Linked DNA regions of Homo sapiens: all the other regions are linked to region 2. The links are chromatin loops, found by intact Hi-C in ENCODE. Cell type or tissue: endothelial cell of umbilical vein. All regions are shown on one strand.

Evidence for each region. Hi-C counts contacts between places; a loop is a spot of excess contacts. Peaks named below come from ENCODE experiments on the same cell type or tissue, not always from the same donor. Only the 100,000 strongest peaks of a DNase experiment are listed, where the experiment ranks them.
Region 1: it touches region 2 in a loop (9-fold over the local background); 4 of 110 quality-filtered maps call a loop at or near these places.
Region 3: it touches region 2 in a loop (3-fold over the local background); 3 of 110 quality-filtered maps call a loop at or near these places.
Region 4: a loop joins it to region 2, with 15 times the contacts of the local background. A loop is called at or near these places in 5 of 110 quality-filtered maps.
Region 5: it touches region 2 in a loop (4-fold over the local background); 4 of 110 quality-filtered maps call a loop at or near these places.

The regions. Positions count from the first base shown.
Region 1 is chr11:116,214,680-116,219,679 of GRCh38, reverse strand. No RefSeq gene overlaps it. Among named protein-coding and RNA genes, the nearest start is that of LINC02151, 280 kb to the left of the region's middle. RefSeq lists an enhancer at 2,314-2,608 and a silencer at 2,314-2,608. In endothelial cell of umbilical vein, a CTCF peak has its summit at 2,470 (motif pointing left); a DNase peak (open chromatin) is centred at 2,469.
Region 2 is chr11:116,497,225-116,502,224 of GRCh38, reverse strand. It overlaps LINC02151 (long intergenic non-protein coding RNA 2151), which reads left to right and starts at 1,542. Exons shown (of 2, transcript NR_174967.1): 1 at 1,542-1,683; 2 at 4,495-5,000. RefSeq lists an enhancer at 2,332-3,024. In endothelial cell of umbilical vein, a CTCF peak has its summit at 2,642 (motif pointing right); a DNase peak (open chromatin) is centred at 2,674; H3K27me3 peaks cover 1,159 bases.
Region 3 is chr11:116,689,095-116,694,094 of GRCh38, reverse strand. No RefSeq gene overlaps it. Among named protein-coding and RNA genes, the nearest start is that of LINC02702, 52 kb to the right of the region's middle. In endothelial cell of umbilical vein, a CTCF peak has its summit at 2,207 (motif pointing right); no DNase peak of the experiment used is centred here.
Region 4 is chr11:116,355,663-116,360,662 of GRCh38, reverse strand. The region is part of intron 1 of LOC107987166 (a long non-coding RNA gene); the gene reads left to right. Among named protein-coding and RNA genes, the nearest start is that of LINC02151, 140 kb to the left of the region's middle. RefSeq lists enhancers at 212-712, 1,586-2,449, 2,450-3,313. In endothelial cell of umbilical vein, a CTCF peak has its summit at 2,417 (motif pointing left); no DNase peak of the experiment used is centred here; H3K27ac peaks cover 1,520 bases.
Region 5 is chr11:116,273,745-116,278,744 of GRCh38, reverse strand. No RefSeq gene overlaps it. Among named protein-coding and RNA genes, the nearest start is that of LINC02151, 220 kb to the left of the region's middle. RefSeq lists an enhancer at 2,180-3,130. In endothelial cell of umbilical vein, a CTCF peak has its summit at 2,008 (motif pointing right); a DNase peak (open chromatin) is centred at 2,004; H3K27me3 peaks cover 251 bases.

The DNA of each region.
Region 1 (5,000 bases), 280 kb after region 2:
AGGACAGGATGATCTCCAAGATGCCTCTTAGCTTCCACGTCCTATGTCTGCGTAATTCCCCAGAGGCTGCAGGTTTGTGGAACTCTGAGGACTGAATTTGGCCTCAATCCATGTTTCTCCTTCATTTCTAAAACCACACGCACTTGCTGGAACACTAACTCCATCTGGTCTTGATTCGCTTCTTCCTGATTTCACTCTCTGCTGGAAAGTGCTGCATCCTGCCTGAGGCACCTTAGGGAGCTGCTCTCACAAACTCCCTGGTTTTTCTCCCCTGAGGCTTAGCAAGTCAAGCATTGCCAAGAGCTCCCTTCCTTCTGCCCCAGCAGAGAGGAGCAACCACCGTCTGGGTGAGCAGGCTTTTGCCTTCTTCCCTGGGGGCGGCTGGCAAGCTGGAATCACCAGCTTACCTCCCACAGGCACCTGGAGGCTGTCTGTGCCCTTCTTGGCAGGCTGCCCTCTCTCCAGGAAGTCCAGCTTTTCAAAACTTTGATCCCTTGTTACAGTTGCATCTCCAGTATGCCCACCCTTGTCCCAAGCTCTTACCCAATACTGTCCTCTTACCCTTCTCTACTCATTCTCTCATTTAGGCAGGAGGCAGTATAGTGATTAAGAACCTGAACTTGAATTCAGCTCTCCTGTTTATGGTCTGTGCAGTTGTCTCTGGGGTGATTTTCCTATCTGTCAATTGGGCATAATAATTCTTACCTAAGGGGCTGTTGTGAAGTACAGTCCTTGGAAGGGCCAGTCACGGTGGCTCATGCCTGTAATCCCAGCACTTTGGGAGGCCGAGGTGGGAGGATCACTTGAGGCCAGGAGTCCTAGGTCAGCCTGGGCAGCATAGCAAGACCCCATCTGTTGAGGTTTTTTTTTTTTGAAGTACAGTACTTGGTACACAATAATAAATAATGTGTCTTAGTCTTTGATCTAATGAACATTTGTGAAACATATTGTGTTAGAGTCTTCATTAACGTCCCTAGGTTTCCTCCAGATTTTATTAATAGCCCTTCACTTTCTTCTTAATACCTAAATAAAATAATCTGAGCTTCCATCCCACACACCTCTGGGGAGTCCCTCTCCCCCATAGTTTTGAGGGTTCTCTGGGTGGCCTTGTGTTCTGCTGATGCCTTGTGGTTCTGAATTCCTGCCCCTGCCTCAGTTCTGGAGCCCTCTCCTCAGGTCTTGTTTTCTGCTTGATTTGCTGCCTGCCCAGATTTGCCCAGTATGTGATCAAAAACCTTCTGACTTCCCAAGGCACCATTAGTGTAAGTTGTGTATGAGTGACAATTTTTATAGGGCTTTTGAGAACAGAAGGGTATTAAATGTCTGAGAAGAGAAAGAAATTAAAATTGAGTATTTGAAATGGTTTGGCTGTGTCCCCACCCAAACTCATATTGAATTCCCATGTGTTGTGGGAGGGACTTGGTGGGACATAATTGAATCATTGGGGCAGGTCTTTCCCGTGCTGTTCTCCTGATAGTGAGTAAGTCTCATGAGATCTGATGGTTTTATAAAGAGGAGTGCCCCTGCACAAGCTTTCTCTCTTTGCCTGCTGCCATCCATGTAAGATGTGACTTGCTCCTCCTTGCCTTCTGCCATGATTGTGAGGCTTCCCCAGCCATGTGGAACTGTAAGTCCATTAAACCTCTTTCTTTTGTAAATCGCCCAGTCTTGAATATGTCTTTATCAGCCCATGAGAAGAGACTAATACAGTATTATATACCATTGTTTATAAAGGCATGGAGTTTGCTGGGTAAAAAGAAGGGAATTTGGGCAAGGTGAGGAATTCCAAGCAGAGGGAATGTGTTGTGCAAGGATCCTCTGTAGCCCACAGGGACAGCTGGCTAACAGTTCATCAAATCCATGGCCTCCTCTTCCTCCCGGGTTCTCAGCTGTCCCTATGGAGTTAGCTGTGGCAACTGGCTGAGGTCTAGTCATTTGCATGTGAGTGGAAGGGATGTGTGCCCCTCCTAGGCCTGGCCCATGAAAACCTTTGGGCACACTCTTTCTTGCAAAAGATTAAGACTGGGATGGTGACCTTTGGCTGACTAGGATGGTGGTCCCCAGGGAGCCCTTGTGGGATGTATGCTGGAGACAGCAGAGCTGTTGTTAGCCTAACTCTGGAAGAAATGAAGAGGACAGCTGCTCTTATCAATCAGGAGCATTCATTGTGTTCTGTTCCATGAGTGAGGGATAAAGTTCTTAAATTTGAGCCATAATACATTTTGGGGTCTTTTTGTTTTTGCAGTTAGCATTACCCTAACATATACATCCAAACCTTTTTCTCCTTTAAACTCATCACTCTTGCAATTCCTTGTGTAGTATCAACCTTTCTTGGTAGGCTGTAAGCTACACAAGGGCAGGGATCATGGCTTTCTGTCGTCCATCTCCCAAGCCTGGTGCACTGTTAAGTGCTCCATGATTTCTCTGGTTGAATGAAACCGAATAGACGCTTCTGGGAACACTGCACAGCGCCGTCTGGTGAGCGTGGAGAGCAGTGTTGCCTTGTTTCAAAGCTTTGTTGTTCTTTGCAGAGTGCTTCTGTTCTAAACTTGCCTGATTCTGACTTCTGAATGTAACATATGCCCTTAGTCCAGGCTGCTTACATGCCTGGAGCCTAAAGCTTTGCCTTGGCCACTGATTTCCTATGATGTTGGGCAGTGCATGAGCTTGCTGCCTCCTGTTCTTTCCTGAGCTCCCCGGTTCCAGGCAACTGTCTTATAACAGTAACACTGTGAGATGCTGGCGTTTGAACCCTGGCTTCACCACGTATTAGTCATGCAACCCTCAGGAATTTAGGTAACCTCTCTTGTGCCTCAGTTTCCTCATTTGAATAATCGGGATACTAATAGTATCTATATCATAGGATTATTGTGAGGACAGAATGAGGTAATACATGTAAAACACCTCGCATGTTGCTTGGCATATAGCAAGTGCTCAATAAGTGCTGTTATTGTTAGGATTATTCTTGCATTTTTCAGTTTATAAAGCAGTTTCATGAATTTCAATGAATAGCCCTCCTATGACCCTTGGAGAAATACATTATAAGTAAAATGACCATTCAACGCTCAGATGCAAATATTGTTATTGATAAGTTTGAGGCATCATGCTAATCTTTCACATGCTAAAACAGGAGGAGAAACTGAGGCCCAGAGAGGTTATGAGAGCTGCTAGTGAGTGGTCGAGTGGGACGCAAACCCAGGTCCTGGGTACGAAATCCCAGGGACTTGTTAGAGTAGGGTAACTTCCATGCCTGCTTGGAATTCTCCTGCTCAAGATGTCAGTGCCAAAGGCATTGTGGAGAAGGATCTTTAGGCCCTAGGCAGAGACTGCTCAATGCATGTGTGCATGCCACACACACACACACACACACACAATCACACTTACACACGCACTTCGGCACCTCTGACCTCTCTGAGTTTGGTGGACAGGTAGTCTCAGTGATATTTCTGTCCCTGGCCAGTGTCCAGCTTTGTGTCATTGCTCTGCCCACCTGCAGGTCTTCAGCATAGTCCCCATATTGTTACTTCAAAATGGGTTTCTGCCCTTATACCCACATCCTTAGAGCACCTTCTATTGATTTTTCATTGGCCTGCCTTCCCCAGTTGTAGCCCAAGTTGTGAATTTTCCTGACTGTTCTTCCCCCATGGGTCCCAGTCCCTCTCATCTACTCCACTAAGTCACAGTTAGCTACGCTGACACATGGGTTCCTGCAATTTGCTAGGAGGTGCTAAGGGGGCAGTAGGGAGTCATCCTACTAGACAACATCCTGGCTGGTAGGCCAGGTGAGTCTTTCAGGCATGGCTCTGGGAGGGAAACTAGGAGAGATGGGCCTTAGCAGAGAAACCTTTCAAAGAGCTTGCCTCAGCCCATGCAGCTGCAAGACTGGCCTGGCCTCCACTACCACACACCCGTTAATCACATCCTACCTCTCCTTCTGGGGTGCCAGAAAACAGACATCTCCTGGCTGAGGACTCCTATTCTGTAACAGCCTCTACCTTTGCTCTTTCCAGACTCCTGCCAGCTCCCTGGCCCAGACTGTGGGGCTGGCTCATGGTCTCCTTGCAAAGATTTCTGGGGAGGGTGCTGCTCTAGCAGCAAAGAGCTGCCGTGGCTAATCCATTTGCTCTGTGCACTTGCAAGATACATAATTAAGAGTTCTGCTGAGGGGGGAAATAAAGCACACCATTAGATTTGTTTAGCATATTACGCCAGGTCTAGTGCCCGCCTGGGCTCCCATGCCACACAAGACATTAAGGTAAGACTCCAGAAACAGCCCTAAGGTTGCCTGATGGAATCTGCTCTGTGTTAATTCCGAGTAAATATTTGCTATTCAGGTTTTTATATGCTTTACCACCAGTGGGGATTTTGAAAGGTGGGCTCCCCCACCAAACACTATTCATTTAATTATCAGACCACTTAAACATAGAGTTCCTAAGGCTCTCCCCATTTGCCCCTGTGTCTGCCTTGCATTTTGTTTCCTTCTTTTTTTTTCCTCTGGATCTTGCCTTATTCTTTCTGCCAGCTTCTCCTTTCTCTTGCCCTCTTCCATATCCTCAGTGTCCAGAGCTGGGAGCTCAGCCTCTCTCTGGTGGCATGGAATGAGCAAGGAAAGGGCACTCACAATCCTGCATTAAGGAAGGGCCAGAGCTTTGATGTCTTCCTCTGAATTCTTTGCAAGGTGGGATCAGGCATGGTGCTGTGGCTGAGGTCCCAGAGAGGAGAGGGTCTGGAAGGCTCAACACAGGGCTGGAAGAGTTTGGAACTAAAGAGGAAAGAGCGAGTAGAAGAAAGTTGGGGTCCAATGGGAAAGGGCAAGAGAAGTTTCTGAGGGTCTTTCTAGAAGCCAGCTGGTATGGAAACTCACTTTCAGGGACAGTAAGGTTTAATGCATAATGACCAGAGGAGTGGTGGACACCCTTATAGCACCCTGTGAAAGGTGCTATTCATGGCTGCCCAAGAGTCAGAACAAGAGAGCTTGCCCTGCACACCCGCACCAGAAT
Region 2 (5,000 bases):
GGTGCTCGCGCACCCCTCATCTCCCTTTACATAGTGGGAATGCACTTGGCCTTGAGAGATTTGTTGGTGTCAGAGGCTCCCAAACTTTTCTCTCCTGTCCTACAACTGTTTACCCATGAGTATGTATTTTTGGCTAGAAATGAATTTATGTGGGTACTTTAAAAAAATAGATGAGATGAAGACAATGGTGACAACATAATAACGTAGATGGAAAGCGCATACTTAGAGCCATATGCAGCAAATGTGGGGGCCGATCTGGCCCTGTCACTCACAACTGTGGTCAGCTTGCTGGGCCCCTCCCAGCCTCCCGTCCCTCCCCTGTGAAGTGGAACCGTTTGTCCCTAGGCCTCACTTAGTAGGCTCTCGCTAACAGATTGCAAATCCTTGAGGAAGGAGCCCACCTTTTTTCTTGTCTTTATATCCCCAGGGCCTGGCATAAAGTAGAAACTCAATAAATGTTAGTCAAATGAATGAATAAACGTTTGAATAACAAGAATACCTGCTCTACCGACCTCTCTCAGGATTATCGGGAGGATCAAATGAGATAATGCACATGAAAGCACTTTGTAAATTGCGGAGCACTATACAAATGCAAATCATTCACAGCTTTGGTGGAAATTATTATTCAAATTATTATTATTATTTTCACAGTAAAGGACAGGAAGGAGAGGGCAACGGAATCAGTCCCTGATGGTGGAAGCTGGGGTTCCAGCCCTGTGTGCGGGGTGGCACTCAAGCTTGCTTGGGCCCCTCTGAAGCATCCTCCTTCCAGTGCCCTGCAGCGAGGTGGACTGGGCTGCAGCTGCTTGGGTGGGGGCAGTAGTTGCTACTGGAATCCTGCCCAGTATGGGGACTGAAGCCACCAGCCCATCTTACCCTGAACAAAACGAATTAAACGCCAAGCTCTAAATGAAAAAGGGTTTTCTTTTCTCTGCTGCTGTTTATTATTTTCTTTTTGTTAAATGAAGTGGCAAAGGTGGCATATTAGGAAGGAGGTGGTGACAGAGAGAGAGAGAAACCGGGCATCTCGAAACCTGGGGTTCGTTCCCCTCTCCCCCGCTGAGCTTCTGTTTCCAAGGCTATTATCCCGCCTCTTCAACCCCCGGCCTGCGAGAGGGAGGGTGAGCCGGCTGGGCAGCCAAGAGACGCAGAGCAAAGGCGTGATTGATAATTGGCGACTGTAATTCTATAATTCATCTCCCTGCACTGCAGTGAAATTAAAAGAGTTTAGGTTCCCAAGCATAATGATCATCAATTAAACGCCGGGGAGATTTAGTGTCCTCATTTGAATTTTGTTTTATTTATTTAAATGTGTCTCTTTTACAGGGAGGGGCCCGTGGGGAGTGGGAGCGGGTGCACGCGGGGGCCGGGGCCTTCCGGAGGCTGATGCGGGCCCGGGCGCCTCCAGGAGCTGGGTCGTGCAGGCTGCCTGGGGGCGGCTGAGGGTGGGGCGCGGCTCGTGGGGCGGCGGGCTTTGCGAGACAGGGGATCCATCATCCCGGGCCTAATCAGTTAATACTGATAAACTGCCAGCAATAACTGCCAATTGCGCCGCGGTTTTGGAGCAGCCAGTTCATTCATTTAGGGAGTGCGGCGGCTCGTGGGGGGAGCGCTCCTGGCCCCGAGTGTTTCTGTCTCTGCTCGGGAGGGAGGTGATGCATGGGCCACCGCCGACTTCTGCGGGTAAGGGAAAGTGAGCACTGGGCAACTCGAAGGTGGCCGGGAGGCTGTGGGGGTGACTGTGGCCTGCGCCGGGCCGGGCTGGGCTGTCAGAGAGGCCCGTCTGGGTCTTGGCGTTCAGGATGGTATGGAGGTGACATCCGCTTTGAGGAGGAGTCAGGGGGACATGCTCCCGGCCAAGCTGTGGGACCTCCTTGTGCAGAACCACAGAAAGATGCCTCAGGAATCAGGGGACCTCTTGCGGCCCCGCCACTCACTGCCCAGCTGCATGACTCAGTTTCCTCCTCTGGAAAGGAGCAGGCTGGGCTAGGAGGCCTCTAGAGGGCCTTCCAGCTCTGTGGCCTTCCTCCAGACCCCTTTCCCTGCTGGCCTGGAGAAGGACGGAGAACACGCCCGGGTCCTTCCTGTGCACCAGTGAGTTTGGGGCTGGAGGCTCTCGGGGTGCCATGGCTCCCCCTCCCATGGGCCCCTCTGCTCCCTCCCCATGCTGCTGTCCATTTCTCAGGGTTGGTTCCTGCTGCATTTTCCCGACGTTCTCTGATTCCGACTTCTCACTTGCAATCAAGAAACTAAAAATAGAGCATAAAGGAGCTCTCCAAGGGGGGTGGGTGGGGGTGGCAGAGAAGGAGGAAAGTGCTCTGGTTCCCCGTGGGAATGAGACCTCATCAGCTCTACATAGGGAGTTGGAAATCCAATCCAGACCATTGGCAAGGGGCGGGGTGTGAGGTGAGGAGCCTTCCTGATCAACCAGGTGGAAAGCTTGAAAGAAAATAGTGTGTGCGCACAGGGAGGGAGGATGGGGAGACAGCCCTGGGGTGGCTTTCTGGGCGTTTCTGGTGCTTGGGGGTGAAGCCCCTTGCATGCCCTGCACAGGGCCCGCCCCTGGGTTGGGAGAGAGCTGAAGTCACTGGACCTGAGGGCGCACAGCCAGCCTGAGGGCCTTGCCTTCTAATTCATCCGCCAGGAGGGGGCGCCCTATTCTAATGTTCGCAAAGGCGTCTTTTGTTCAAGCTGAGGCGCCCAGAAGGCTCGCGCAGGCCGGTTATGCAGGTATCCTCTTGGGCTTGTAGGCAGACAGGAACCCCGTCAGGGATTTCTTCTTGAGGACCTCAGAACCGTGTCTTTTGTTTTATTTTTATTTTTTTGAGACAGGGTCTCGGTCTGTCTCCCAGGCTGGAGTGCAGTAGTGCCATCTCGGCTCACTGCAACCTCTACCTCCTGGGCTCAAGGATCCTCCTACCTCAGCTTCCTGAGTAGCTGGGGCCATAGGCACAAGCTACCGTGCCCGGCTTAATTTTGTATTTTTTGTAGACACAGGGTCCGCTATGTTGCCTAATCTGGTTGTGAGCTCCTGGGCTCATGCAATCCACCTATCTCAGCCTCCCAAAGCGCTGGGATTACAGGTGTGAGTCACCTTGCCTGGCCAACCACGTCTTTCAGATTGTAAGGAGTGGATTTGTTCAAACTTGATGACATAAGATGGGCAACTTGGAGGTATTGGGGCTAGGAGTGAAATCAGAGAGAATCTGGGCTTTCAGACAACATCTCCAGAACACAGGCACCCCGTTCCCTGGGCAGGGTCCCCTGGAGCTCAGAAACATGAGTGGACGTGTGTAAATTACTCAGCTGGTCTTGGGAAAGAAGCCTGATTCGGGAGTCTGGAGCCCCAGGCTGCAGTCCTGGCTGTACTACTCTATGCCCTTGGGCATGCTGCTTTTTTTTTTTCCTCTGAAACTCAGTTTCCCCCCTGTCTAATAAGATGAGGTACATAAAAGCTCTTAGAGAGCAGGAAAGGTGCTCTATAAATGCCCAGGATTATGGTTATAACGTGCAGCTTTTATGCGTAAACCAGCAGCAGCCCACCTTATCTTCTAAGGGGCAGTGCAGAGGGAGGACTTTATCTCTATCCTTGCCTCATGCAGCCTCGAAGGCCCCTTTTCTCCCACGGGGCTATCTTTAGGACCCATGATGCTTCCCCTCCTGGGGTAGGAAGGGAAATGGCTGATGTTAGAATCCCAGACTTGCCGGTTTTTATACCACCGATTCAAATCAAGATACTGTCTTTCAGCCTCCTCTCTGCCTTGCTAAACCCATTCCGGTTCCCTTACCAAGCCGATTTCTATCGGGGGAGAGTCAGTCCTTGAAAACATGGGGATTTCTCCAGCAAGGAATGGCCATGAGGAGCCAGGCCATGCTGGGGTGGCCATCTGCACACTCTGATGAGCCCACGCTGGGCTCCTCTCAGCCTCATCTGCAAGGCTAGCCCCTTCTAGTTTCTAATTGCTGTCTCATCCAAAAGGCTGAGGGCTTTCTGGATTGACTAAAGAAGAGATGAAGGTGACCCTAGGTCCCCAGGAATGCCCACCTCCCTTTCTGGCTCCATCCTTTTTCACCCTATGCCTGGTGCCTCCACTCCAGGCTGTTTTGTTTGCTCTGAGGGGTTAGGTGTGAAGGGCTGTTCTGTGGCTCCCCAGGACTGTCTCTGGACCCTTCAGGCAGAGCAGCAGGTGTATTTGGGATGAGAAGCTCTGAGGGTCAAGGACCCTACAATTTTCTGTGTGGAATCCACAAGGGCACCAAGCCCAAGTGAGCATAAAGCCCAACAAAGGCTTTTTAAAAATTACCATGTGCTGTCCTTTTCTCTGATTACAAAAGTAATACATATTCATGTTCAAAAATTTGGAAAATACAGAAAAGCACAAAGAACAAAAATTCATCCATATTCCACTACCTAGAAGCAGCTACTATATCTGAGGTGTATCACCTCCCTGTCCTTCCCCTTCTCACTGTCTCTTTATCTCTGTCTTTTAATAGGAGTCTCATGCAGTAATACTGTTTTGTGGCTTAGTTGGTGACAGTGTATCAGGAGCATTTCCCCACCCAACAAAACTCATTTGATGAGTGTTTCGCCAGGTGGGAAACATGGAACAGCAGGCACTCAGAAGAGATCTCAGCATTGACAGACCTGGATTCTCTCCTGCTTCCAGTGGAGACAGAGGCCCATAAAATCCATTGGCTGGAGGGGTAGCCCTCGAGTCAGGGCAGTGTGCAACCCAGCGTCTCAAGGATGTGGCAGGATGTGTGCCAGGCTGATCTTGCCCCATCACCTGAGGCCCTGTCACTGCATCAGCCCTATTACCCTCTGGGCTCTTGCCCTGGCCATAGCAGGCCAGTAGGAGGTAGGGAGAGGGCCAAGGTGCCAATCACTTGGAGGCTATAAAAAAATAACACCAGAAGATAAACTAGAAATGACACTAGAAATGTAAAGGACTGCCCCATCAGTCACTTGGGGTGACAGTGGAGGCCAAGACCCCTCTCCC
Region 3 (5,000 bases), 190 kb before region 2:
GAATTCCAGACCCAAAAGTTCCCTGGAGGAGCACTGAGAGGCGGGGAGCCCTGCTGGGCAGGGCCCATTTCAGTGCCTTCCAGGGCCCTGGTGTTCCCGCCTGTGGGTCCCTTGGAGGCCGGAGGGCCACAGCAACTGCCTGAGTGGCTGCCCCGTTGTGTGCACCTCCTCTCTCCTCCCTCCCTCCCTGGGTCTCCAGCCAGCCCGCTGGCTTGATGAATTAGCCCCATAGATATTCCGTTGGGAAAACAAACACACATCATATATATCTTTGACAAGTTATTATTCTCCCTTATCAGGATTCGGGTGCATTCCTCGCCTGCCATTACTCACGCTGCACACCCGCCCTACCTGGGACTGGGCACTGAGCTCACCAAGGTAGCACCTGGCCAGGCTGGCTGCGTGCCCTGCCCTGCATCTGGGTTGGGCCGTGAGTGTGTGTGTGTGTGCATGTGTGTGCATGCGTGTGTGCATGTGGTTCCAGGCTGGAGCCAGAACAGGAACCACCCTGGCCCTGCTTTGGCCCACTAGACTGACCAAATACTTCTCCAGGCAGGGACTGGTGTGGCTCAAGATGAAACTGATGGTGTTCTGGGCCTTTCGCTCTCTCACTGGAGCCAGGAGTGGAAGTTTTGTTCCAGGGATTGCTCTGGTTTGGGCCTCACCCATATCCACTTACTGGGCTCCCCCTTGCTGCTGGGCCCTCCCCCAGCCTCCTGGCAGGACAGATCCCCCTGCCACCACCCACCAATGCCTGTGCTTCTTGGAGCCCACAGTGGCTCCTCCAGGGCTGCCCCCTTGGCCTATGTGGTAGGAGGGTCAGGGGCTGATGAATGAGATGTAGGTGAGTATCAGTGCTCTCAGCCAGGCTGTTGGGCTGTGATTTGTCATCTCTCACCCAGCACATTCCCACTTCCCCAGAGGCAGGCTCCATATTAACAAGTCCTCTACTTAGGAATATAAATGGGGCAGTTGGAATTGCTCCTGAGAGCCGGAAGATGCGAATGCATTCAGGCCTTGGAGATGGGAGCCAGGAGGGGAGCAGGGGGAGGGCTTCATGCCGAGGTGCCCTCAGACCAGCTGGGAGGGCAGCACCCCATCAGCCTGATTCTGAGGTGGGGACCTCAGAGGAAGGGAGGTCCCTGCTGCCTGGTCTGGGGCTGGGCCGGGGGTGGCTGCTCCTCAGGGCTGATGGGCCTGTCCCCCTGCTCTTTCAGGCGGGACCTTCCACCAGAGAGACTTCAGCTGCTGTGCCCTGAGAGGCTGCTCCCGCAGCAGGAGTTTTCGTGCCGTCACAGCGACTGCTGATGGGTCATTTCTACCAGCCCTGTTAGCTCTCCCCTGTCTCCAGCTCAGGCTGTGCATTCCTGGGAACCTTCCCTTCCCTCCCTTGGGCCACCTGCCTGGACCCTCACGGTGCCTTGGATCAAACAGCAGTGCTGGGAGAAGAGAGGCAGCCTTGCTGGGCCGGCGTTGCTCTGGCCTCCAAGGCTGAGTCCTCAGGTGGACTTGCTGCAGCCAGTTGAGCAGGTTCTGGTGTCCTGGCCTGGGCGACACTCTGAGGGGGTGGGCACCAGAGATATTTATGGTGCAATCCCTGCCTTCAGAGGCTCCGGTTCACTGGGGGGACGGCTGGGGAGGGGAGAACCGATGGTCTTGAAAGGTGTGCTGGGCGCTGAGAGGTGACCTTGGTACTCCTGGCAGGAGATCAGGGAAGGGAGAGACTGTGGACTGAGCACCATGGTGTGGAGGGAGGGCTCAGTGAAGGCTTCCTGGAGAGGCAGAGTGCTGGGGCGTGCAGGATGGAGAGGAGTGGGGGAGAGCCTTGGAGGGAGGCCACAGGCCAAGTGTGGGGAAGTGTTCTGGACATTCATTCAGAGTTCTGGTTATTGTCCCAGGGCCAGAATCCTGCTTCTTGGGGTCAGCTTCCTCCTGACTTCTAATGCTCCCTTCAGCTGGGGGGATGGATGGGAGGCAGATGAGGTGAAAAGGATGAGATGGAGTCAGGTATGGTTTGGTCTTTTGGGGCCGCAGCTTTCAGTCCCCTCAATTCCAGTACCTGGATAAAGTCTCCAAGCCTAGGGGCCTGCTGCCATCTCAGTGGGTGTGTGTGCCCATTGGGCGTAGGTTCCCACTTCACCTGGGGCTCAGGCCCCGGGCACCTGGCTGGCCTGGGTGGGTGTGGAGGTGTCTGGTGCAGTTAGCTTCATGGCCACTAGAGGGGAGTCCAGGCCCGTGTTTCTCTCCTTCCAGCGACGGTGGGCCTAGGCAGGGAAGAGATCGGGGTGCGGGGTGCTGGTGCTGGTGTCCACGTTGGCGTTCTTTGTGCTGGGAATGAGGGTGCCTGTTCTGCTTCCTATTAATGCCTGAGCTCTTCAGTTCCAAGTTAGGGATGAAAAATCTCTGGAAATCTGGGAGCCCTGGAAAAAAGGCATTATTTAAACATTTAATATCTACAATACTTTTCTTCTTCTTTTAGATACAGGGTCTTGCTCTGTCATTCAGGCTGGAGTGCAGCAGCGCGATTATAGCACACTACAACCTGGAACTCCTGGGTTCAAGCCATCCTCCTGCCTCAGCCTCCCAAGTAGCTGGGACTACAGGCACGTGCAACCACACCCAGCTAATTTTGTTTACGTTTTTGCTGTTTTTTTTTTCCCTTGTAGAGATGGGGTTTTGCTATGTTACCCAGGCTGGTCTTGAACTCCTGGGCTCAAGCAATCCTCCCACCTTAGCCTCCCCATAGCACTGGGATTACAGGTGTGAGCCACTGTGCCTGGTGACAATTCTTATTTTAGTCCCTTTTACAAAAATAGGTTATGAATGTAGAGGACCCTGTGGTGGGTGGTCAAAGGCACAGCCTTTGGTGTAACGTAGACTGCCTGGGTGGGATTCCAGCTTCACTGCCTAGTGGCTGGGTAACCTTGGGCAGGTCAAATAACATCTCTAAGGCTTGGTTGCTCCCACTGTAAAATGTGGGTTATGATGCCTAGGCATAACCACATAGGCATAGGCATAAAACACAAGGGTCATTTAGCACATGCCTGCCATATAGTAAGGATTCCAGTGTAGCTTTTTAGTTTTCCTGATAAGCAATCACATTTGATTAAGATGTGATATGGTTTGGCTGAGTCCCCACCTAAATCTCATCTTGAATTGTAGTTCCCATAATCCCCACGTGTCGTGGGAGGGACCAGGTGGAGATAATTGAATCATGGGGCCTGTTTCCCTCCTCCTGTTCTCGTGGTAGTGAATTAGTTCTCACGAGATCGGATGGTTTTATAAGGGGCTTTCCCCGCTTCTCTGGGCCCTCATTCTTCTCCTTCCTGCCACCGTGTGAGGGGAGATGTGTTTGCTTTCCCTTCTGCCATGACTGTAAGTTTCCTCCCAGCCCTGTGGAACTGTGAGTCGATTCAACCTCTTTTCTTTATAAATTACGCAGTCTTGGGCAGTTCCTTTTTTCTTTTTTTGAGATGGGGCCTGGTTCTGTTGTCCAGGCTGGAGTGCAGTGGTAAAATCTCAGCTCACTGCAACCTCTGCTTCCCGTGTTCAAGCGATTCTTATGCCTCAGCCTCCCAAGTAGCTGGGATTACAGGCATGCACCATCACGCCTAATTTTTAGTAGAGATGGGGTTTCACATGTGGCCAGGCCGGTCTGGAACTCCTGACCTCAAGTGATCCGCCAGCCTCAGCCTCCCAAAGTGCTGGGATTACAGGCGTGAGCCACCATGCTTGGGCAGTTCTTTATAGCAGCATGAGAACAAGCTAATACAAGATGAAAGAGTAAAGGCCCAAATTTAAAGAAAAACACTATTTTCTCTTCCATTAGCATTTTAAAGATACTTCCCCCACCCACCAGCCCCGGCCATGAAGAAATTAGAAAAACTTGCTTCAACCCTGATATTTTCTAGGCCTTAATACAAAAATGAATGACTGCCAATTTGCACCTTCATTTATGTCTCATATTTCCTGAGGTGTGATTGCCTGCTGGGCACCCCAGGCCCCTCTGCAACTGAGTGGGGACACTCAGGCTGCTAGGATGCTGGCACCAGGGAGTCCTCTAGCTCCGGCTGTCCTCCCCAGCTACACATTAGTATCATCTGGGCGCTGTAGAAAAGACCAGTGCCTGAGCCCCACCCCCAGAGGTGCTTATTCACTTGGTCTGGGGTGGGGCCCAGGTGCTGGACTGATTCGAAGCTCTCTGGGTGATTCACGGAGCATCCAGGGTTCAGGACCTTTGCCTGGAAGTTTTCCTCTGGTGGAGGGAGATGTCCCAGTGTCTTCTCACTGTGGGCTCACAGAATTCTGTACACATTCAGGAGGAGACATTTGGCTTGGTGTAGGCAAGCCCATTGGGTCATTCATAAGGGGGCCTTGGTTCTGGTCCTGGCTTAGTTGTTGACTCTGGAGAGCCTCTTGGTAAGCACCCTGCCCCCTGGGCCTCAGTGTCCTCATCTGTCAAAGGGGATGAATGGCACCTGTTGCGCCTAAGGGTCATGTGGCCTGGGGATCAGATGCAGCAATGTGTATGCTTCCGAAGGTTGTGAAGCTGAGATACCCACAGGCGGTTTCTCTCACCTGCCCTTTCAGAGAGTGGGGATGAGTTCGTTTGCAAGGCTGCTATAACAGACCCCTCCGCACGGGGTGGCTTAAACAACAGAAATGCACGGCCTCATCGTTCTGGAGGCTAGAATCCAAGATTTCGGAATCAAGGCAGAGTTAGTGTCTTCTCTGGGTAGTGAGGGGAGGATCGGGTCCAGGCGCCTCTGCTTGGCTGTGGATGGCTGTCTTCTTCCCCAGGCCTCTCTGCTTGGCTGTGGATGGCTGTCTTCTTCCCCAGGCCCCTCTGCTTGGCTGTGGATGGCTGTCTTCTTCCCCAGGCCTCTCTGCTTGGCTGTGGATGGCTGTCTTCTTCCCCAGGCCTCTCTGCTTGGCTGTGGATGGCTGTCTTCTTCCCCAGGCCCCTCTGCTTGGCTGTGGATGCTCTTCCCTTGGGGCAT
Region 4 (5,000 bases), 140 kb after region 2:
GGCAGTGACCAGCCCAAGCTGCCAGGGTCTCTTGTCCAATCTATCTCAATAGCCTCCTAATCTGCACCCCTCTGTTTTGCCTCCTCCAATCCATTTCCCACAGAACAGACAGATGAACATTTTAAAATGCAAACTGACCACATGACTGTTCTGCTAACACCCTCGGTGGCTCCTGGTTGCCTGCTGGACATGGTCCACGGGCTGTCACATAGCTCATGAGGCCTGGCAGTGTCCCTGCCGGCCCTTCAGCTCCATTTCTTTGCGCATCCCTACCGCATGCATACAGACGGTCCCACCAGCCTAAACTGCTTCCAGATCCTGGAGTCTGCCTTCCCCCAAGTTATTCCCCCTGCCTGGAATACACTTTGCTCCCTTCTCTCACCACCATTTGCCTGGTGTTCGCCTAACATCTACTCATCCACATTTTGGTTTGATCAATTCCTCCCTGGGGGCCTTTTGTGACTCTGGATCAGGAGGTGCTCTTTTCAGGAGCCACCCCTGCACCCTGCACCTTGCACCTCCCCATCATGGCACTGCCTATGTTTTGTTTATCTTCTCTCCCCACACCCATCCCACACTGTTATATTCAAAAGAAGCAGAAGGCAGACATCCAAAAAGTATTGAGAAATGATTTAAATCTTTTATGAAGCTGCTTGGAAAATGCCAAAGGGGCATTCGTTCCTAACATACAGCAAAAGTTTTAAAAACCTCTTTTCTCCCTCCCCCTGCTTTCTGTCAATACCCCACACAGTATGGCAGCATCACTACATTCTCTTTCCCCCACTAAACTCTCCCAAAGCCATCCCGAACACAGTCTTTTCCTGCTTTGATTTCTCTCACTCCCTTCCTGCTTCTAGATTTTCACTCATAGATAACTCTTTACTTTCATTCTCATTTTTAAATTTAAAAGTGAAAAATTCTGCCAGGTGCGGTTGCTCACGCCTCTAATCCCAGCACTTTGGGAGGCTGGGGCAGGCAGATCACCTGAGGTCGGGAGTTTGAGACCAGGCTGGCCAACATGGAGAAACCCTGTCTTTACTAAAAATACAAAATTAGCCAGGCATGGTGGCACATGCCTGTAATCCCAGCTACTTGGGAGGCTGAGGCAGGAGAATCACTTGAACCTGGGAGGTGGAGGTTGTGGTGAGGTGAGATCACACCATTGCACTCCAGCCTGGGCAACAAGAGCAAAACTCCATCTCAAAAATAAATAAATAAATAAATAAAAGAAAAATAAAAATTCAAATATTCATACGAAAACAGAACATAGTAAGAACATAGTAAGACAAACACTCATGCACCTGCCACAGATTAAAGAGAGGTGAGCATTTTGTTTACTGGCTTAGCTCTCTGCCCTTTCTCAGCAGCAGGTCTGGTGGAGGTGGTTATAAACGGTGGTCATGCAAAGATCACAAACAAGGGAAGTGGTCTACGTGATAATAGGGAATGGTGGAGACTGTGGCAAACTAGAGTGAATATGCCCTGCACAGAGAGGCTCCTTGAAGAGATGCCTCTCAAAAACAGGGGACTCGATTGTCCTGTTCACCTTGGTATTCCAGCACTTGGGATGGGACCAGCCCCATGCTTAAACGAAAGTACGAATGAATGAAGCAATAGGGGCCTGGTGTGACCAGATTTCCTAGTTTACCATGAGAGGCCAGGAATCTGAATCTGAATGAGAAATCTGAGCTTTAACTGTTGGACATTATCTCAAACATCTTTTAAAAACTCACTATGGGGCAGGTGCCCGTGTTGGCAGGTATGATTTCTGACCCAAGCTTGCTGGGCTTCTTGAATTCCCTCTTTAGCCTCCACCTGATTTCAACACTTCAGAAAGGGCAGGCCCAGAGGTTGCCCAAAAGTCCATGGCTCCTTCCTCTTCCAAGGCAGGGGAGGTGGGGAGGAAGGCCGGGAATGCTCATAAGCAGATATGCTTTGTCACTGCCACGCTATAAGTGTCAGGGGCGCCGGGGGCAGTCTCCTGTTTACTCGGAACCCCCAGGCCCAGAGGGACCTAGAACGTTTTAGGTGTTGAGCACACGTGTGCACAGGGAGGGTGGGGTGAGCCGCCGTGGGCTCTCCAGCAAGTTCCCTTGGCAGGGGCCCTGATTGCTACCTGAAGAGCACCCTCCACCCACGCCCTACCCGTGGGCATGGGTCCGGTGCTGCCAGGGACAACAGCTAGCTGAGTACAGAGCCACCCAGGGCAGGGTGGGGCGGAGCACTGAGTCTTGTGGGTTCTAGTCCCAGCTTTGCTAACCACTGGCCGTGTGACTCTAAAGAGGATACATCCCCTCTCTGGCCTTGCTTGCCTGTGGGGTTTGTGCCTTCCAGCTCAAACGCCTTTGATTCCAGGCGGGGCGACAGCATAGGGAACGCAGCAGGCGGGGCGCGGTCCTGCAGCGCCGCGTGTCTCGGCAGCGCCGCCTACAGGCAGGCAGAAAACCCATCTCTGGGGCGGGTGGCTCCCCAGGCAGGGTGCACGCTGTTTGTTTTTTTCCGAGAAGTCTTGGTCCGATGGGAACTTCTTTGAAGTAATCACTTCTCAGAGCCAATTAGTGTCTGACTGCACTCTGAAATGAGCCAGAGGGGAGGCGGAGTGGGCTGATTGTCTTGCTGCGGCAAAGGCGGTGGGCGGGGAGTGCGTCTGCAGTCCTGGGAAGGGGTGTACACTGGGCCGTGTAAATAGGTGGCCTCTTCGCCTCGCTCAGTCCTTGACGCTTCTTCAGCAGAGTGTGAGCCTAGGAGCGGCTTTCAGGAGCGTGGGCCTAGAAGGCCGCCAGGCGGAGGAGAGCAGGAGAAGGCCTTGGAAGGCAGGGCCACTTTGGGGAGTGCGACCCTGCCCCATCCCAGCTCCGCTCCTTGTGAGCTGTGACCTTGGCAAGTTGCTTCGCCTTTCTCAGCTCCATTTCCTTTATGCTAAAATGGGAATATCTAACTGTCCACTTGGCAGGCTTGTCGTGAGGATGACATGGGTGCCAAGGCCCTTTGCGAAGGCAACAGGAGGGCAAGTTACTGCATCTTTTCAAGCTTCAGGGTTCTCTCCTCTGTAGAAAGGGCTGCTGAGCACGAGAGTGCGTATGAAGACTTGACGTGCGGCATGGACTGAAGGACGATTAGTCCGTCTTGGCATTACTGTTAACTATGCACACGGCGCACAGGTACATAGACTGTGGCCCCGAGGGCAGGTTTCAAGTCTCTATAATGTGGGAAAACATCTCAGGGTACTACAGTGAAGTTTTCAGAGGGAAGACTGAGTCGTGGGTAGGGGTGCACTGATGGCTGAGAGGGAGCAGGGCCCTTGCAGAGTGGGGTCCAGATGGGCTGGGCTTGGGGCAGGATAGGGAGGACAGGGTCAGGAAGAAGCCGGGGGACCCATGGCAGAACCACCTGCTTAAAGAGTGGTGGAGTCAACATAGGGCTCAGAGGAACCTCAGAGAGGACCTTTTATGAAGATGCAAAGTGGGGTAGAGACTTGGCATGGGACAGCTTAGCAGCAGATCCAGGCTTGGCCTTGTACTCCGGACTTGTGGTCCAGGACTCTGTTCTCAGTCCCCACAAAGGGCACCTTCACTCCTTGGCCCCACTGAGGCTTCCCAGTCATCTTCTCACAGTCACTTGTACCTTGTGGTTCTCCCTTTACGTGGAGCTGCCTCGCCTCCTCTGCACACTCCCAAGGGTGGGCTCCAGCTTGGTGAGCTCCCACCTGTGCCTGCTTCTCGGCCCCGGCAGGAATCCTCCAGGGAGCTGATGTGGCTGTGCCTTTTCTGGGGCCAGGCAAACAGGAGCCTTCAGGCCCACTGTAGCCTGGTCTGGGATTCCAGAAACATTTAGAGGCCTTTGAAACCATCAACCTTGTAAGCTCGGATTCCCGAGAAGCGGGATAAACAAACCTGAGCCCAAGAGGAAACTCATTCTTCTTTCTTTCCTCTGCCTTTCAAACTCATCAAAGTCAAATTCTCAAAGCTCTACTGTCTCACAAGTGCCTTCAAATGGGTCTCATTGTTTTATTTATTGTGCTTATCACAAGTGCAGGCAGCCTGGAGATTTCCGGGCCAGTGGAGACCTCTTTCAAGGAGTGTTGACATTTCTGGGGATCTGAATGGTCTTCAGTGTCTTTCTTTCCCTGGGCAGACCTGATTGAGAGAGGCGGTCGCTAATAGGGGTTCCCAGGTGGGTCGTTCCTGTAGGGCTTTCAGAGCCTGGCAGGCCTGGAACACTTCATCTGTATTCCTCTGCCCCAGAGCAGCCAGATCTGCAACCAGCCCAGATTGACATCCTGGTTCTACCCTCAGACCATCCTGGTGGGACCCTGTCCTGCAATGTAAGGCTCAGCAGCTGTACTGATGAGAGTTACTGTGACCTTTTACATGAAACAACATTAAATAAATATGAACCAAGTAACTACTGTGTGTGTATTGGGGGTGGGAAAGGGAGTGAGGAGGCCTGCCCCATGGTTTTCTATGGCCCGCAGTCCACTATGGGAGGAGGAAGAATTTACCCATTGCTCTGCGACCTGGCAGGCTGGGAGAGGTGCAGTACTGAGGCAGAGAGAAAGTGCTGGCGGAAGAGAGATGGATGCTGATGTGGATGGGAGAGGGAGACCTCATGAAGGAGATAAAGTCTGAAGGTCAGCAGAAAGGCAAGCGAAGGATGTGTAAGGTGGAGGGGACTGAAAAGCAAAGGCAGAGAGGCGAGGAGTGCAGGTGAGTTTGGGAGATGAATGGTGAGCATCCTGCTATTGTGGAAGAAATAGAGGGACAAGGAGGGGTAGGGGGAGATCAGGTTGGGCCAGGTTGTGGAAGGCTCACTTGCTCTGTAGGCAACTGGGATCCCCTTATCAGTTTTGGTGGAGCATCTCTGAGATGGCTGGGTCCCTGCTGGGTGCACAGCATGATGCTGCGAAGGGATAGAATTAGATACGGGAATCTGGGCTTGGCCCTTTGGCCATGGCTTTGCTGGACATATGACCCCTGTCGTCCTTCTGGATGTTTAGTAGA
Region 5 (5,000 bases), 220 kb after region 2:
AAAAAGCATCTCTGTTCCCTTTGCTTGGCTCCAAAAGTAACCAGCATCTTTCTTCATTCTTGGGCACACATCTGACTCCTCGTCTTCCAAGCTGTGCTCATGCCAGGATCAGATTTACCATTAGATTATGACTTCCACTGATATGTTGAGATGTGGAGTAGAAAATGCTGGAGTCCACCCTGTGGATTTCTGGGGTCCCTGCCTCTCCAGCCCCGGCACAACTTCTGCCTGGCTTCAAGGGTCCTGAGGAGGGCTGGCTAGCTGACTCAGACCTGGGGACCCCCACTTCAGAACCCCCCACCCCTCCAGTTGGGTATCTTCAAAGGAATCTTTGGTGTCACAGACCAAGTCAGCAGGGGCTGGGAGGGAGCCTGGAGCTTTATTAACTAATCTCTGGTACTTGAGTAATTTATTATGTTTAAGCTGGTGCCATCAAGTCTCTCAGCAGTGCCCGCGTGCACTGGGAAATAAATTAAAGGCTGTCCAGAGATACTTGGATCATCTGTGTGATTGCTGGGCTGGTGAGATGGAGGTTTAAGGCTCTCTCTTCTTGCAAATTGGAAATTAGGAATTAACAAGACAGCAGGCCAAAGAGCTTCGGTGGTGGTGGTGACTTGGCTGCAGGGCCAGGGCTGGGGGAGGGAAGGCTGCCACCAGGGAGGGCGGAATAGCAGATCCCAGCCAGAGTTTCCAGGGCATGGGTGGGCTAGATGAGGGGGCTCTTCCTGGGCCTGAGCAGCAGGTGGCAGGGATTTTTCCACCTCTTGAAAAAGGTTAAATGGGTAATGGAAAGAGCCCTAGCCTGGAAGCCTGAAGACTTGTTCTGGCCCCAGCCCTGCCACAGCCCCTGTGTGACATTGAACAGTCTCTTCCTGTCTCTGGGCTTCAGTTTCCTCATCTGCAACAGGAGGAGGTGGGATTCAGGGCCCACTTATCCATGAGCACAGCAGGCATGCAAAAATGTTTTAATTTCTTTTAAAGTCAGAAGAGAAAGAATACGCTTTTTGGTTGAGGAAAATATTTTTAATATATAATATTAATACATTCATCTTGATACCAAAGCAGTCATTATATACATATATTTATATAAATGTATAAATTATATAAATATATAAATATATATATATATATATATATATATATATAGAGAGAGAGAGAGAGAGAGAGAGAGAGAGAGAGAGAGAGATAAGAGTTCTGCTCTGTTTTCCAGGCTGGAGTGCAGTGGCATGATCTCGGCTCACTGCAATCTCTGCCTCCCAGGCTCAAGCCATCCTCCCACCTCTGCCTCCCAAAGTGCTGGGGTGCTGGGATTGCAGGCGTGAGCCACCTTGCTTGGCCATAAAATAGGATTTAAATATGAATTTGTGTGCGTGGAGGAAGAGGCCCATGAAGACGAAGGTGCTAAGGGTCCCACGGAACTCATGATGCAGCCTCTGTTAAATGAGAAGATCCCAAAGGCCCTTCCTGCCCCAGTACACTTGCCTGTCCCATCCATTTGCCGACTTCGGCTTATCCGGGCTCTGGTGAGCTCCGGGCGCAGGGACTCATCTTCCTGTCAGTCCGCCCTACTCCTGCGGTAGGAGCGGTGTGCACAGCCCCACTGTGGCCGGTGGTGGGGCCAGGAGTGGAATGCAGGCTTTAGGCCTCTCCATGGCCCCAAGCTGCTGCTTCCTGATAGATGCCCAGGGAAGGGGCGTGTGAGCCCCTTGGGAGACCGAATCTCTTCTTTCCCAAATCCCTCGGATCAGGCCCTCCCCGGGGGTCTTCTGCCTCAGCCCTTGAACTCGACCCACCCCTACCTTCTGCTTTTCTGCCCTCACAAACTCAGCAGTGCCTAGAAGGGCCCTGGGCAGGGCTCCGCGCCTTCAGGGTCTGCTCTGCGGGAGCCAGCGGGCACCCGGGTGTGGGGCCCTCGGCGCGGGACAGCATGGCCCTCAAGAGCCCCAGCCTGTAGTTGGGTGGCCTCACCACCAGGTGGCAGGCTTGCTCTACACTGATGCATTGGCAGGAGCACTTACCTGGCAGTGGCCGCAGGGGTCGGAGGATGCCAAATCGGCCCGCGGCTGGGGGATTATTGAGGCCAGCGCCTGCGGCTTCAGAAGCAGGGCGGAGGTCTCTCCCACTCGGCGTGGGGCTCCTGCTGGGATTCTGTCTCCAAGGGCACCTTGATTTCCTAGAAGTGCCTCCAGGCCGCTGTCGGTGTGGGCCAGAGTGCGCCCCCTGGAGGAGGGAGGGCTGAGTTGCCTCCTCGGGGTTTGGTGTGTGCGCGGTTGGCTGGACTGGGTGGAGGGCTGGGGACACCGAGAGGGGCCTGATGATATCTTTGGAGGCATCCCAAGGACCCTGGTTCTGCACAGAAAGGTGACTCCCACCCAGCTGGCCCTGGTTTTAGGCATGGTGAACGCTTGATTGTGGTGTCGGCTCCACACCCACCACCTAGACTATCCCTGCTGTGGGCAGGGCCGCTTGGGAGGCCCACTGGCGGCAGGGCAGCCTGAGCGTCATCCTCTCGCACCCCTGACGAGCACGGCTGCGGCACTGTCCCTCCAGCACCCTGGGCTGTCCCCGAGGGGCCCCAGGAGCCAGGGCTCAGGCCACAGTCGAGCCCAGGGCCCTGTCTTCCCCAGGAGCAGAACAGGAAAAGACCCAGGCCCTGGTCAATAGAGTGCCAAGGAGAAGAGATGAGAGTGAGGGGTGAAAGACAGACATGGTGGCAAGTGAAAGTGAGGCTGGCCACGTCCCGCGGGGCTCCCTGGGAGCAAGTGTGAAGGCCTCAGGTCCTGGGGAAGAAAGTGGGAGGTCCCTGCCTCTGCTGGGCGCTTCTTTGTCTCAGGCAGCAGGAGCTCTCCCCAGGCCTGGAGTCCTCTTGGGGTTCCTGAGTGACATCTGGAATGCCCTGTCCTGTCACTAGCCAGCCAGGGCCTGAGTCAGAACTGGTGACTCACATGCTTCTTTCTGTGATGTCTTCGTGCCCTTTGTGAAAGTCAAAAGCCCCAGAAGTCAGCCCTGGGCCCTTCTCCCTGTCTCCCTCACCTGCCTGTGTGCCCTCCTTGGTGCACTGGTTCCCAGCCTGCCCCCTGTCCTCCCCACTCTGTCTTGGTTGAGAGATCTGCTCTCTGCTCTTGTTCCAGAAATACTGATGACTTTTTTGTGCAGTGCGCTCTGTCCCACCCATTCCAATGGCATCCGATTTCGAGAACTCAACTTTGAGGCTCCATGTCAGCACTCACTCAGACCCTTCCTCCCAGGCTTCTGTGTGTTCTTGGGTCAGGAGGATCAAGCCAGGCCTGGATGCGGAGTCAGGTTAGGGTACAAAGGCTCAGATGGTCCCCAGGGTCTCTCACCCTTGCAGATCCACCAGGACAGGTCTGGACCAGAGACTGGGAGAGACAGAGAAGAGGGAAAACAGAGAGCGCCATGCTGGGGAGGGGAGTGGTCTGGGAACAGACAGAGAAAAAGATAGTAGACGGATGCAGAGGAAGAGAGGAAGACAGAGAAGAAGAGTGTGTGTGTGGGAGACAGAGAGAGGGAGGGAGGGAGAGAGAGAGAGAAAAGAGACAGAAAGAGAAAGGAAGAAGACACAGAATAGAATAACCAAAAAAATCAGAGTGGGGGAAGGATGGAAATTAAATACATTACAAACTGAGGAAGGAGGAAAACGAAAGGAAAATAACAGAAAATACCCAAAAGACAGAAAGGATGAATGTAGAGGCAGGCACACACAAACATGGGTGTGAACAGCTGTGTGCATGCGAACACACACACACACACACACCCCTGCTCTGGTCACCGTCCTGGTCCTGTGCTGATCTTGCCTTAGCGTCTCTCTCCCTCTGACCTGCCTTAGGTTCCTAAGAAGGGCGTGGCCTCCTGGTGTTGCCTGTTCCCTGGCCCACCCCCTGCCCACCCCCAGAGATTTCACTTAGGCTGGGATGCACAGAGGAGGCCAAAATCTTTATGCCTCACACTTGTCACCCAAAATTGGATCTAACCGCCTCTCTCCCTTCCTTTCTCCCTCCTAGTTTCCTTAGTAACTGACAGTTCCCCAGTGAATGCCAGGCCCTGGGTGACAGACCGCTGTCACCATCACAGAAGCACTTTCTCTCTCTCTCTCTCTCTCTCTTTCTCTCTCTCAACTGTCCCCCTCAAAACCACATAGACTCACAGACTTGGGCGGGGGTGTGGGGATGCCTGGGTAGGCTCAGGGGTAATTAAAACATGTACCATTTATTCCGTAACAGGCAGCAGAACTTTAATTACTCACTCTGAAGGTGAGGGTGTGAGCAAGGAGGTGGCTACGGGGGGGTTGGGGAGGGGGCTCAGAACGTGTCTGCTTTTCTTCTTTCCTTTTCCATTTGCCCAACTTGGATTGGAGAGGTGGGAGGTGGGTCTGGGAAAGTGAGGGGGTGCTGAGTGCGTGTGGGGGAGAAGCAGAGGGTGAAACCTGATTGTGTTCATTAAGGCAACACAAAACTGGGAGCGGTAATAATAATTAATTATAAAAGCAATTTGCTTTTGAAAATTTGATTTGACAGCTTACTAGTGGCTGCACTGATCTAGCAGCTCTGGCTTAAAAATAGTCAGAACAAAAACCAAGTAGAAGAACCATCAGCTAATTTTAATTAGAAGCCAGGATTGGTAAACAAAATTCCGCACCACCCTTTCATTGTGGCTGACTTCGATTTAAGGAGATGTCGGGATTGATTTGGGGAAAGGCAGGGGAAAGGAAGGTGCCTTTTGGAGAGGGCATGGAGACTAGGGGGTCTGAGCAAAGGCAGTGACCCTGAGGGCTGGTCCCCCTCCTCGCCACCCATTTTGGGGATGTCGGCTCTAAGGGGTTTCCATGGCTCCTCCCTGTGTGACCTTGGTAGAAATGGCTCTGCCTCTCTGGCTTGCTGCAGTGGTGCTTTCTGTGTGTGTGTGTGTGTGTGAGTGTGTTCATGCACACAGATGTGTTGGAGAGGGGACATCACATTGACAGCATCCACTGATCCAGGAGA